Linked DNA regions of Homo sapiens: regions 2 and 3 are each linked to region 1. The links are chromatin contacts, found by Hi-C in ENCODE. All regions are on one chromosome and are shown on one strand. The core of a region is the stretch at or near the end of the contact, and the rest is flanking DNA. Distances in the headings are between cores, read along the strand shown.

Region 1 (4,328 bases), core at 1,225-3,724:
AGAGTGAGACTCCGTCTCAAAAAAAAAAAAAAAAAAGAAGAGAATGCTGGAAAGAGGACAAGTTTTAGAGGCAACACTTAAAAACCAGGGCTACTGTGACATCTACCTAGACAGGAAAGATGAACATGTTTCATGAAGTTCATTGCTGATGACACTGAATGAAACTATCTGAGCCATGTAATCAAAAAATAGAATGTTTTCTGCATCTCAAAAAAAAAAAAAGAAGTTACTTGCCCCTAAGTAACTGGCTAACCAGGGTATTGAAATGACTTCCTGAAAGCACACTAATGACACCAGTTGGAATAAAACAGCTTGCAAGTGTGGGATTCAGTTTTTTAAGAGGGGGTATTTGCCTTACCAATATATGTTGCTGTCTCTGCCATAGCCAGAATGTACAGGTATGGGAACAAAAGCATAGAGTTAGGATTCAGATTTGGAGTAGCCTTGTACTAGTACACCTAATAATTCACTTGAAAATTGTCTCCTTTTCCCAAGATCTTGTTTGTGCTGGGTTTAGAGGTTCTAATGCCTATGGCAAGATTATTCTAATAAGGAATATGACCATTATCCTGATGAACAGGAAGATGAGACTTCCTTGTTGCACGTTGGGCTCCGCAGTCATTGAAGCAGCTGGCAGAGAAGAAGATTGCTGTGGCCAGGCGCAGTGGCTCACAGTTTAATCTCAGCACTTTGGGAGGCCGAGGCGGGCAGATCACCTGAGATCAGGAGTTCGAGACCAGCCTGACCAACCTGGAGAAACCCCATCTCTACTAAAAATACAAAATCAGCTAGGCGTGGTGGCGTGTGCCTGTAATCCCAGCTATTCAGGAGGCTGAAGCAGGAGAATCACTTGAATCCAGGAGGCGGAGGTTTCAGTGAGCTGAGATCACGCCATTGCACTCCAGCCTGGGCAACAAGAGTGAAACTCCATCTCAAAAGAAGAAGAATAAGAAGAGGAATAAGAAGCAGCAGCAGCCGCAGCAGCCATACAGGCAGAAATTGGGTTGCTCTTACACATTGTGGTAAGGACTATGCCTGGAAGCCAGGAGATTTACAGGAGCGTATTTTAGCACCACTTTCCTCATAGTCTTGGTAAATACAATGCTAGGCCAACCCAAGAAACACACCAATAACTTGGATCCAATATAATGATAATCTAGGTCATTGCTTGATCCACACACTTTGTACAATTAGCTGGACAGAGTCAAAGAAAAGAAAGATGGAGTGCGTAGCAAGCTATACCTTGTCTCCTGCTACTCAAGTGGTATCTGCTGACAGAGAAATAGACCTCAACCACACAAAAAATCCACAGAAGTCCATCTGCGGCTCAGATAGAATCATCCTGGATATAGATAGCTCCTATCCCAGAGTCCTCTTGTCAAATCTTCTCTCAGAAGTTAGTGTAGAAATGATTAATCAAACCATAGCATGTTGAGACATTTCTGTTACTTCCACAAATAAATTTTGAATTCATTGAAATAACTGGCTTTTTACATTTAAGCTAGAAAGTAGTATATTAGAAAATAGGTAGGATTTGCCTTGTCAAGTTAATTTGAAGGTGCAATTTCTATAGTTCTTGTTATCATCATGATTTATAAGAAAAGTATTCTTGTTTCATTTTATTTCTTTTTTATATTCTTATTGGTACATAATATTTTCATGTATCTCTAAGGTACATGTCATATTTTGATACATGCATCGGTTGTGTAATTATCAAGTCAGGGTGTTTAGGATATCCATCACCTCAAGCATTTATTATTTCTTTGTGTTGGGAACACTTCAAATCTTCTCATAACTATTTTGAAATATAAAATACATCGTCGTTAACTATAGTCACTCTACTATTCTGTTGAACACTAGAACTTATTCCTTCTAATTGTATGTTTGCATACCTCCCCCCTCCCACACACACACACACACATCCTTCACAGCTGCTAGTAACTATCATTCTACTCTTTACCTCCATTACAATAACCTTTTATGGTGGCAGCAAAGGGTGGGCTGGGCGGGCAGCCCTCGGGCCCCCAAAGGAGTGCAGATGTCAGCGGTGGTGGAAAGGCGGTCCCCAGGCCACTGAATGATGCACTTGGGCACTTGTGGGCCGTACCAGGCTTTGCGGGTCCAACCTCAGGCCTCCTGATGGTGCACACAGGCTGTGGTAGGTGGGGCTTGCGAGCAGCCAGGCTGGGTCTTCAGTCAGGCCTCCTGATGGTGCAGGAGCATACGCGGAGCTACGGGTGGGACAGGGCCATGGATCCCCAGGCCCCTGGGCAGTGTGCTCAGGCACTGGGAGAGGCTTTGCTTGGTGGTGTGGTCCTACCCTCAGACAACCCAATCCCCTATGTTGTGCTCAGGGCTCAGGCTGTGGTTGGCAGAGTGGGCAATCCCCAGGCGCCTCCCAGCGGCGTGCTTGGGTGGTGGCAGTCCCGGCTGTGGAGATGGCAGTGGGTGGAGAAAGCCTGTCGGTGCGCAGCTGCTTTGCTATTGGGAGTCGGGGTGGCTGTCAGTGGCAGCGACCTCACTCAAGTGGCTGTCAGGCTCTGGGGAGCTTGCGTTTTGGCTCCCTTTGACTGGAGGCAGCCTCCCCAGTGCACTGCACTGCCGATTCCCCCGGGGTGTAGAACACCTTTGGGGCTAGAGTGCCAGGGACCCAGCCACACGGCTGGCACCAATCAGCCTTGTGCCACTACAGCCCTCCCGGTGTGTGGGGTGTTGTGGGGGAAGTGAAGGATGTCTGCGGGGCTCCAGGGATGTGGAGATGCGGAAGCTGTTGAGACCCGAGGCAGGATGAAGTCTTGTTGGGGCTGGGCTCCAAATAGCCTGGTCCAGGAGGTGTGTGGGACCTCGCCTGAGCTCCGTCCTGGAACAGTGCTGTTGCGCGGTGCAGGCTCCAGGCAGCTCCCCATCCTAGTCTCGGGGCCCCCAGGGCTCTCCCATGGCTACGACTGCAGGAGTCTGCGGTGGGAATGTGGACACACTTTCCCTGCACTAAGAAGTCTCTGGGCTCCCAGACAGTTTCAGCTGAGCTACCTGCCTCCCCTCTGTCTCTTTCCTGCCTCAGAGCTTTCCTGTCGCTTCTCTGCTTAATTCGAATGTGTTCTTTTAGATGCTGTATTCCAAGTCTGATTTTCTACTGGGTGTTTTGGTTCTTCTTTGTGGAGGAAAGTACTGAGGGCCTGTAGACAGCCATCCTGAAGCCTCTCTCGGGGGAAAAATGTTTTCTTCCTCCGTATCATGAAATGTGTGAAAAGAGTCGAAATTGCGACCTTGTAAATTTGTTATTCTATTTTTTAAAATTCCAGCTGGGCGTGGGGGCCTGCGCTTGTACTCCCAGCTACTGGGGAGGCTGAGGTGGGAGGATCACATGCACAGAAGTTAAAAGCTGCAGTGAGCCCTGATCATACCACCGCACTCCAGCCTGGCTACAGAAAGAGTCCCCGTCTCGAAAATAATTAATTAATTTTAAAATCCTACAAGGTTTTTAGGAAGGAATTTTTGGTTAGATTTATATGTCAGTTAAGACATAAAAGAACCAGCATGGCACATGTATACATATGTAACTAACCTGCACATTGTGCACATGTACCCTAAAACTTAAAGTATAATAATAATAAATTAATTAATTAAAAAAATAAAAAAATAAAAAGACATAAAAGAGGGAATGCCATGAGACTGGCAGCAGGTTTCCACAGTGCACTTTGCTGCAAGGATATTCCCCCAAGCCTGGAGGGCAACCCAATGGCTGACCACCCACTCTGTGATCGGCCCATCCCCCATGGAAGTTTTACCTCTTGATGATGAATGCTCTCATATCCTCCAAGTGTACAAGCATTTGAAATGCTTAAACAACACTACAAAATTAAATGAATAAGTAACTGATTTGACAAATACGGTCAAACTGCATTAAAAGAGAAAGCAACAACAATATTCTGTCTCAAAACTGCCCCTGCTTATTAGGAAGTCAGACTGATTTCTTCCCACATCATAGGCAATTCCCATAAGTTTTCCATTCTCTCTAAGGTAATAAATATTATCCTCTGTATTTCAGGTGATAAAATATACCCCAAGGAACATGAAACAGACTCCCTGTGGGTAAAATAACAGAAACAGACAAACAAATGAGAAACCAGAATCTGATAGATAGCAGGATGAGGGACTAGTCAGGTATCCCAGGGTTATTAATTGCCATAAGTTTTCCTTCCCATAATTAAACAGGAAGGAAATACTGAAAAGCATTGCCAAAACAACCATAGCTGGGAAATTTCCAAAATATCTTGACAGATTGCCTGATGCCAGCGGACAACCTTCTCCCCAGCCTTGCTGTCCTG
Region 2 (4,328 bases), core at 616-3,115, 860 kb before region 1:
GGTAATAATTGAAATTACAAGGGAATGAAAACTTGAAGAAAAAAGAGAAATAATGGATATTCTAACCATCTTATTAATGAGTATAATGTGTGGGACTAGCTATACATATATAACTCCTGGTGAATGTCTGCTGTGTAACTCAGACTATTTGGTACTTAGTTGTTTCTGTGTGTGGGCATTATCATTTCCAGTGTTTTCTCTAACTCAAAATGTTTTTAATGTATAATTTATGTGATTTGCTCAAAAAAATTGGAGAGAAAAATTTTGCCTCCCCTTTCTGGATTGTATTTTGGTTTCTTTTTTAACTTCTATTTCTATAATAGTAACTAGATTTTAGACAAAATTCTGTGCATCAGAATGAGTATCTAGCAATACATTGCAGAAATTTTAAAAATGAGTAAACCACTTTATCTGTCATGGAGGAGCATGCTTGGGGAGGTAGAGTAGAAAATTACATAATATGAAGTTCCAATCAGTTCATTTGGATTTGATGTATCACTTATGACATAAAGAATCTAAAGAACAACTAACTGATGAGATGTCTTCCTTTCCCCTTTTGAGGTAAAATTCACATAACATAAAATCAACCATTAGCCATTTAAAAATGAACAGTTCAGTGGCATTAAGTACAATTCATCCTGTTTTTAAAAAGCCCTGAAGGAAGTGAAAATGCCAATAGAGAAAGCTCTAGAGAACTGACATACCTCAATCTCTAAATATGCCACATTACATTGACTCAAGTTCTTTTTGCTCTAATGACTGTCAGTTTGTGTTTGGTATGCGTTCAATGCTGAATAAATTGGTCACATATTCAAGTTACCTATGACTCTTATTTCTTTAATTGAATTTGTATTAGGTGTTAATATCTAACAGAATTCCTTCAGCTATCTATTGTCTTAAGTATTTTCTATTATTTTAGTTTCCATGTGGACGGGTAACATAACTACCTTGTTCACTGTTTCCCCAGAGGAGAACCCAGGACATAATGGGATATATGTGTGTGTGTGTGTGTGTGTGTGTGTGTGCGCGCGCGCGCGCGCGCGGGCTCTAAATGAATGATCTATTACGTAATCTTGGGGTTTTAATTCTCATTAATTCCTTATAGGTTCCCCCACGTCTCCGCAGTGGTCAGTACTTTTTTTTTTCTTTTTTTTTTTTTTTTTTCTGAGACGGAGTCTTGCTCTGTCGCCCAAGCTGCAATGCAGTGGCACAATCTCGGCTCTATGCGATCTCTGCCTCCTGGGTTCAAGAGATTCTCCTGCTTCAGCCTCCTGAGTAGCTGGGATTATAGGCGCCCGCCATCACGCCTAATTTTTGTATTTTTAGTAGAGACGGGGTTTCGCCACGTTGGCCAGGCTGGTCTCGAACTGCTGACCTCAGGTGATCCACCCGCCTTGGCCTCTCAAAGTTCTGGGATTACAGGCGTAAGCCACCACTCCCGTCCCTTCAGTATTATCTTGTAACACCCCGGCAAAGCCTTCAGGTGGAGAATGTTCCTGGCGCGGAATAATCCACCTGAATGTGAATCCTGACCATTTTTAGGCGCCAATGGAGGCCGCTGCTACGGGGCCGGCCGTGAGGTGGCGCTGTTGCCCTGTATCGTGACTCCGTTTTCACCTGGACTGGAGTCACCGTGATACCTGACATCTAGCAATCACTAGAGTAGGAAATGAGTATAGATCAGCAACAAGTCCAGCCTTTACAGTTGCAGCAGAGGTTTCCTGTGGCTCGAGTGTGGCGAGTCCCGGAAACCTCGGAGCCCGCAGACTTCCCTTCGCGGGAGCCCGCCCGAACTCCATCCTTTGCCGGCAGCCACGCCCCGCAGTGGGAAGGAGGGACTGAAAAGCATTTCCTTGAGGCTGGCACACCTTGCCCTACCCAACCCTGTCATTATTTCCCCTCCGACTGGGCCGGTGCCATCGGAAACCGGAGTGACCAGAGGAGGGACACGGTAGTGAACGGGGTATGGGGGGCGGGCGCGGCGGGGAGGGTAAAGAAGGTGGGAAGGGAATGGCAGCGAGGCAGCTGGGGGAGGACTTTGCAGTTGGGGAGGGAGAAAAAGGGAAGAGGCTGGGAGCGGAACGGGTGTTTATGTGAACAAACAGAAATCACCAAGTGAATTAACCTGTGTTTCTTCGGAACCAGCATCTTGTGGGGTTTGGCTTCTGTGTTTCTATATGATAAGGGAGTAAACCTGACTCAGCAGATTTGGTGCAGAGAGAAACATGAGAAAACCCAGGAATGGGGGACCTCTGTTTATTCCTGGAGAGGGGGCCATCAGGAGAGGGGGAAGGGAAAGAATGAGGTTACAGGAATTACTTGTCAGAGGACTGCATAGCCTTTCAGACCATGGAATCGTTGCTTTCAGCTTCGGCTTCCTCATCTGCAAAGCATAAATACGGTAATTACTTTCCAGGGTTGTTGCGATATTTAAATGAGATATCAATAACCATGCTTTAAAAGTGTACAGCCTGATGTGCTATCCCTTGTTGACTGAATCTCTGTTTTCTTTCCTTCTTTTTATTTGGGGTGGGGAGTGGGGGAGGGAGTCTTGCTCTGTCACTCAGGCTGGAGTGCAATGGCGCGATCTCGGTTCACTGCAACCTCCGCCTCCCAGGTTCAAGCGATTCTCCTGCCTCAGCCTCCCAAGTAGCTGGGATTACAGGCTCCCACCACCACGGCCGGCTATTTATTTTTTTGTATTTTTAGTAGAGACGGGGTTTCACCATTTTAGCCTCTGTTTTCTTTTCAATGTCTTTTTTCCTCTTTCATTTTTCTCTATCAACCCTTCATCCCCCCTTTCTTTCTTTCATTTATGCGATTGTTGCTTCCTTCTGTAATGGGTCCTCTCCACATTGGAGTTTCTTATACCTATGAGACCACACTTCCTTCCCACTCGGTGGGAAGTAGTGGCAATAAAGGAGTCGAGTTACTGTAATGTGCAGCACAGCTCAACTGAAATACACCTGGAAACAGAACTCTGTGCTGTCTACCTGGTTTTTCCCCCTCAATGCACCGGAATCTCCACTGACAGCTAGCTAGGGGGCAGCTAGGTCTTTCAATGAGACATCATGAAGTATTTGCTTCAATGAAAATCATATACTTTTTCGTTCAGTGCCTCCATTACTGTGTGAGTTTGCTAGGGCTGCTGTAACAAGGTACCACAAACTGCATGGCTTTTGGCACCAGGCACCAGGGACTGATTTTGTGGAAGACAATTTTTTTCACAGATGCCGATGAGGTTGGCGGGAGATGGTTTCAGAATGAAACTGTTCCACCTTACGTCATCAGGCATTAGAGTCTCATAAGGAGTTCGCAACCTATATCCCTCACATGAGCAGTTCACAATAGGGTTCACGCTCCTATGACAATCTAATGCTAGTGGGCACGGTGGCTCACACCTGTAATCACACCACTTTAGGAGGAGTTGGTGGGTGGATCGCCCTGAGTTCAGGAGTTTGAGACCAGCCTGGGCAACTTGGCGAAACCCATCTCTACCAAAAATACAAGAGGAAGAAAAAGAAAGAAAATCTAATGTCGTGGCTTATCTGACAGGAGGAGGAGCTCAGGAGGCAATGACAGCGATGGGGAGTGGCTGTAAATGCAGATGAAGCTTTGCTGGCTCACCTGCCTCTGATTTCCTGCTGTGCACCCCGTACCTGTCGGCGCCCCGGGTGTTGGTGACCTCTGGCTTAAACAACGAAATGATTTTCTCACAGTTCAGTAGGCTGGCTATCCAAAACTAACATGTTATGAAGCCTGCATCTATTCCAGGCCTCTTTCTTTGGCTTGTAGATGGCTGTCTTGATGTTTATATGGTGTTCTCCCTGTATATATGTCTCTGAATTTCCCCTTTTTATAAGGACACTAGTCTTATTGGATTAGGGTCCATCCTAATTACCTCATTTTAATTGATTATCTCTGCACTATCATCTCCCAATAAAGTTACATTATGAGTTACTGGGGGTTAGAATGTCAGCATATTAATTTTGAGAGGGTGTACAGTTCAACCCTTTAACAACTAATGTCTTTAATTATGCACAAGTTAGTTGAGCATTGCATGTATTTCAGTTTTCTCTGGCAGAAACTATTTCCCACCTGTCCCAAACCCTCACAACCAGTCCCAACCAACATGTGCTCCGAAGATCTGCCAGGAGTTATGTGATTCTGCAGCTCTGTTTTCTTTTAACCTGAGTGTGTACATTTCCTGTTGCCACTGTAACAAATTACCACAATGGTGGTGGCTTTAAACAACATAAAGTTTTATCTTACAGTTCTGGGGGTCAGAAGTAAAAATGGATGGGCAGGTTTCCAAATGGATGGTTCTT
Region 3 (4,328 bases), core at 1,172-3,671, 750 kb before region 1:
GATATCAGGAGTTTGAGACTAGCCTGGCCAACATGATGAAACCCCATCTCTACCAAAAAATACTAAAGTTAGCTGTGTGTGGTGGCTCACACCTGTAGTCCCAGCTTACTCAGGAGGCTGAGGCAGCAGAATCCCTTCAATTTGGGAGGCTGAGATTGCAGTGAGCTAAGAAGGCACCATTGCACTCCAGCCTGGGCCACAGAGCAAGACTCTGTGTCAAATAAATTAAAAGCTTTTTAGTACTTATAATTTAAAATTGTTTGTCTTCTACTATGTTAAACCATAAAAATATGCATTCATTCAGCCAGGCATGGTGGTTCATGCCTATAATCTCAGCACTTTGAGAGGCCAATGTGGGAAGATTGTTTGAGGCTAGGAGTTTGAGTCCAGCCTGGGCAACAAAGCAAGACCCTGTCTCTACAAAAAGGGAAAAATTTTAAAAATTAGCTGGGCATGGTGGCACATGCCCATAGTTCTTGCTACTCAGGGAGCCGAGATGGGAGGATTGCCTGAGCCCGAGAGACAATTCAAAGTAGAGGCTGCAGTGATCTATGATCAGGCCACTACACTGCGCCCTGGGCAACAGAGTGAAACCCTGTCCCAAACAAAAAACAAAAATCAAAGAAAAAGCATTCATTCAGCAATTATTTATTAGTGGTTTTTATAAATTGCACTGTATGTTGATGGTTCAAAAGTGAGTAACACAATTTCTGCCTTCCCTGAATGTATGATCAACTTGGATTGAAAGCTATATAAACAGATATTTTGTAAAATAACAAGTACAATGCTAAAGACTAATGATGGTACAATAAACTTTCTTCATCCCATTTAATAGTTGCAACTCTTCCAATTTGAATTATTCTACAATATTTGGTTTATGTGACATACTGAACTTTGTACATATTTTTCATTGTATAATGATTTCCAACAGCAAATATGGCACATGAGTAAAAAATATTTGCATTGGTTACGGGTATTTCTCTGTTGGAAAAGATATTCTCTACCTGTGAGAAAAGGATTATTGGTGCTGTTATTAAGGTAGATTATGGTAGGAAATACTGTTAATAAAATATCTTGGTGGTTTGATTTTTCCAACATTTGAACTGTGAGGCTGAGATGATTTTTAATAATATGGGTTTCCACAAGATTCCCCCTCTTCTCTAGAACTCAGCATTTTAACACAGCAGAATTCATATGTGAAGAGGGAGAACATGTATAGGCAACTCTTTTTGGAGAGGAGGAGTTATCTTTGGAAAGCAGCCTTTTAAAGATGGTTTTCCTCAACACCATCTGTACTAAAATACAAAAATTAGCCACGCGTGGTGGCGTATGCCTTTAGGCCCAGCTACGCGGGAGGCTGAGGCAGGAGAATCACTTGAACCAGGGAGGTGGAGATTGCAGTGAGCCGAGATGGCACCACTGACTCCAGCCTGGGCGACAGAGTGAGACTTCATCTCAAAAAAAAAGAAAAAAAAAAAAAACCAACATTTGTGTGTCATATCCCTTGAATGTAAAAAACAAAGTGATTTGTATGGAAAAGGCTTTTTAAAAAAAAATTTGACAAACATTTTCTATAATTAATTACAGAAAAGTAGGGTGAGAATGATCACATAATTTATCCTCTCCTTCCTACCTATGTAAGTATAAGCGAGGATTAAAGTAGACTACATAAAATATAGATGTACATTTGTCAATTGAATGTCCTTTCGTGAGTCATCTAATGCCCCTAATTTTTCATCTCTAAAACACGGATATCATTTTGGAGAATTAGATGATATATGTCAAACAGCAACAATAACAACAACAAAAAAATCCTAACCCCCCAAAAACTGTATTTGACACATGTCTTTTCTATATATTGGTTTGATTCAGCTAGTAAACTATGGAATGTGAGTGACAGCACAAAGAATTAGCCAATGCTTATTTTTGAAGAGAGTCAATAATAATAAAAGGAATTATTAATTTTCTCACTTTCAATAAATCCAACAAAATACTTTTCAAAAACATGGAATCTAAGGTAAAGTATGACTATTAGAAATCGTAAAAAAAAAAATGAAGGAAAACTCCCAAAAAGACAAAAAAAAAAAAAAAAAAAAAAAAAAAACTACCAATCTGGGTCCAAACATTCTATTTTCAATCATCAGACTCTTTAGTACAATATCACATTATCATGTGAATGTTTCTTACGGTAAACCTATGGGGAGAATCCATACTCAAGCAGCCAAATTTAAAGCAAGCCAAGGATTTAAAGGTACATCTTAAATCCCTGTTATTTTAAGAATTAGCTTTTTGCCTTGTTCCTAGACCTTGGATGAAAGCGGGAGAAGAGAGGAGGTCTTGTCAGGGTCCCCCTGGGCCTCCTGGTACACAGTGAGCCCCTGTGCTTGAGGCTTCCTGTGTGGTTTTAGCTCACAGAGCCCAGCTAGCTCCAGCTGCAGCTCTTCCTCTGGTGGGCTACATGTTGTTAACCTCTCAGGAAGTATCTGGGTCTATTTTATGCTGTATTTTCATAGTGTCTTTGATAATGGATTTTCAGTTCTTATGAGGTTGGAGGATTGAGTTGGCATAGTGATCTAGAACTCACTTATGTGTCATTTAGTTATATATTTTATATACTATTTATTATTTACTATAATTATTTCCATTATTATTTACTATTAGATATTATTTATATATTATTTACTGTTGGTTTGAACATGCTTTGACAAGATGATATGACATTGACTGAGTTTTAACCAATGGATGACCAGTGAAAGTTGGCCGAAAAGGTGAGGTACTAGGAAGAACCTAGATGGGCATGAAAAATGCCAGTGTAAATCCACCAGGTGGAGGAGTAATTGGAATGAATCACTGAGAATGTGTTTAGAGCTATGTGTCTAGGCTATAAATTGACCCCATATAGGCATTGCGCCTGCTCTTGGTGTTATTACCATCGGGCAACAGGCAATGCTCTGTTAGGCTTGACCTGGAGATTATCATTTTCAGGTATCAAAAATTGGGAAGAGGAAAGAAACATAATGCATAATTCGGTCTAGTTTTTATTCTATAAATATATAAGGAAATCCTGCTATTTGTGACAACATGGATAAACTTAGAGGACACTATTCTAAGTGAAATAAGCCAGACGCCAAAACACAAATATTGCGTGATCTCACTTGTATGTGGAATCTAAAAAAGTTGAAGACACAGTAACAAAGGGTAGAGTGGTAGTTACCAGGGGTTGGGGGCTGGGGGAGAAGTTAGTCAAACTTTTAGTTAGAAGATGAGTAAGTTCTGGAGACCTAACGTACAGCATGGTGACTATAGTTAATAATAAGGTACTGTATACTTGACATTTGCTAAGAGCAGGTCTTAAGGGTTTTTAACCCCACACACACAAAATGGTGGCTAGGTGAGGTCATGGTTATGTTAACTTCATTGTGGTAATTGTTTCACAATGTATATGTATATCAAAACATCATGTACATTTTAAATATATACAATTTTTGTGAATCATGTCTCAAGCTGGAAAAAACCAGTGAGATGCTATATAAATGATTAAACATATTCCCATTTTGCATTTAGGTTAAGAAAGAATTTTATATTCAGGTATATCCTTACTTTTGAACTACAGCCAACCTCTGATCATTTAACTTTTTAGTTTCCCATTTTTATTTATCCCACCCAGGGTATTAATGGTAGGGATTCTTCACAGCTGTGACTCATTTGCTTCCAGCGCCAGCACCAGGGAATTTCAAACTTTATTTGGCATAAGAATCACCTGGAGAGCTTGTTAAGCTGCTGATTATTGGGTCCCATTTCAGAGTTTCTGATTCAGTGATTCTGGCGGAGAGCCCAAGAATTTGCATTTTTAACAGTTCCCAGGTGATGTTTCAGTTGCTGGTCCTGGAACCACACCTGGGGAACTTTTGCTCTAGTTTATTTTCAGTTATTTCTCACTGAAAGTACTAATGATGTAGACCAATACTCTTTGGTCAATCTGAAAATTCCTCCCTTGGACTTGCTTTCTCTGGCAGAAAAATACTCTGTTATTTCTTCAGACAAAGCCCCAATTGGCCTTTTCTTTCCAGAGCCTTATTTTCTGATTAAATGTTTTTTTCCCCTAATAGAATCTGTTTTCTTCCCTCATTAAGGTTCACCTCTTCTTGCTGTCTGTAGTGACAGACGGTCCCTGCTTTCCTGCCTCTTACGAGAATCCCACTTGTGAATGAAGAGTTCAGTTCAGCTTTATCTTGACCAGGTGCGAGACTGCCCCTTTGTGATTCTCAATCCCACACAGGGTGTCCAAGTTTCCTATCTTCTCCTCGGGGGAGCTTAAAAGTGTCCAG

Evidence for each region. A loop is a pair of places that touch in the nucleus more often than their neighbours do. Pooled maps may share reads with other maps.
Region 2: a loop to region 1 is called in a pooled map, with 5 times the contacts of the local background. The contact joins the promoter of STYK1 here to the enhancer-like site in region 1. A Hi-C loop is called at or near these places in 8 of 50 pooled maps.
Region 3: a pooled map shows a loop between it and region 1 (3-fold over the local background). The contact joins two enhancer-like sites. A Hi-C loop is called at or near these places in 2 of 168 maps with a recorded cell type or tissue (CD4-positive, alpha-beta T cell and CD4-positive, alpha-beta memory T cell) and 7 of 50 pooled maps.

The regions. Positions count from the first base shown.
Region 1 is chr12:9,812,442-9,816,769 of GRCh38, reverse strand. It overlaps a transcript of KLRF1 not described here. Among named protein-coding and RNA genes, the nearest start is that of KLRF1, 13 kb to the left of the region's middle. Within about 2 kb of position 2,474, at least 5 of the 41 ENCODE cell types and tissues checked have a DNase peak (open chromatin) inside an H3K27ac peak, as active enhancers do.
Region 2 is chr12:10,671,589-10,675,916 of GRCh38, reverse strand. It overlaps STYK1 (serine/threonine/tyrosine kinase 1), which reads left to right and starts at 1,865. Exons shown (of 11, transcript NM_018423.3): 1 at 1,865-1,951.
Region 3 is chr12:10,557,489-10,561,816 of GRCh38, reverse strand. The region is part of intron 1 of LINC02446 (long intergenic non-protein coding RNA 2446); the gene reads right to left. Among named protein-coding and RNA genes, the nearest start is that of LINC02446, 6.3 kb to the right of the region's middle. Within about 2 kb of position 2,421, at least 3 of the 41 ENCODE cell types and tissues checked have a DNase peak (open chromatin) inside an H3K27ac peak, as active enhancers do.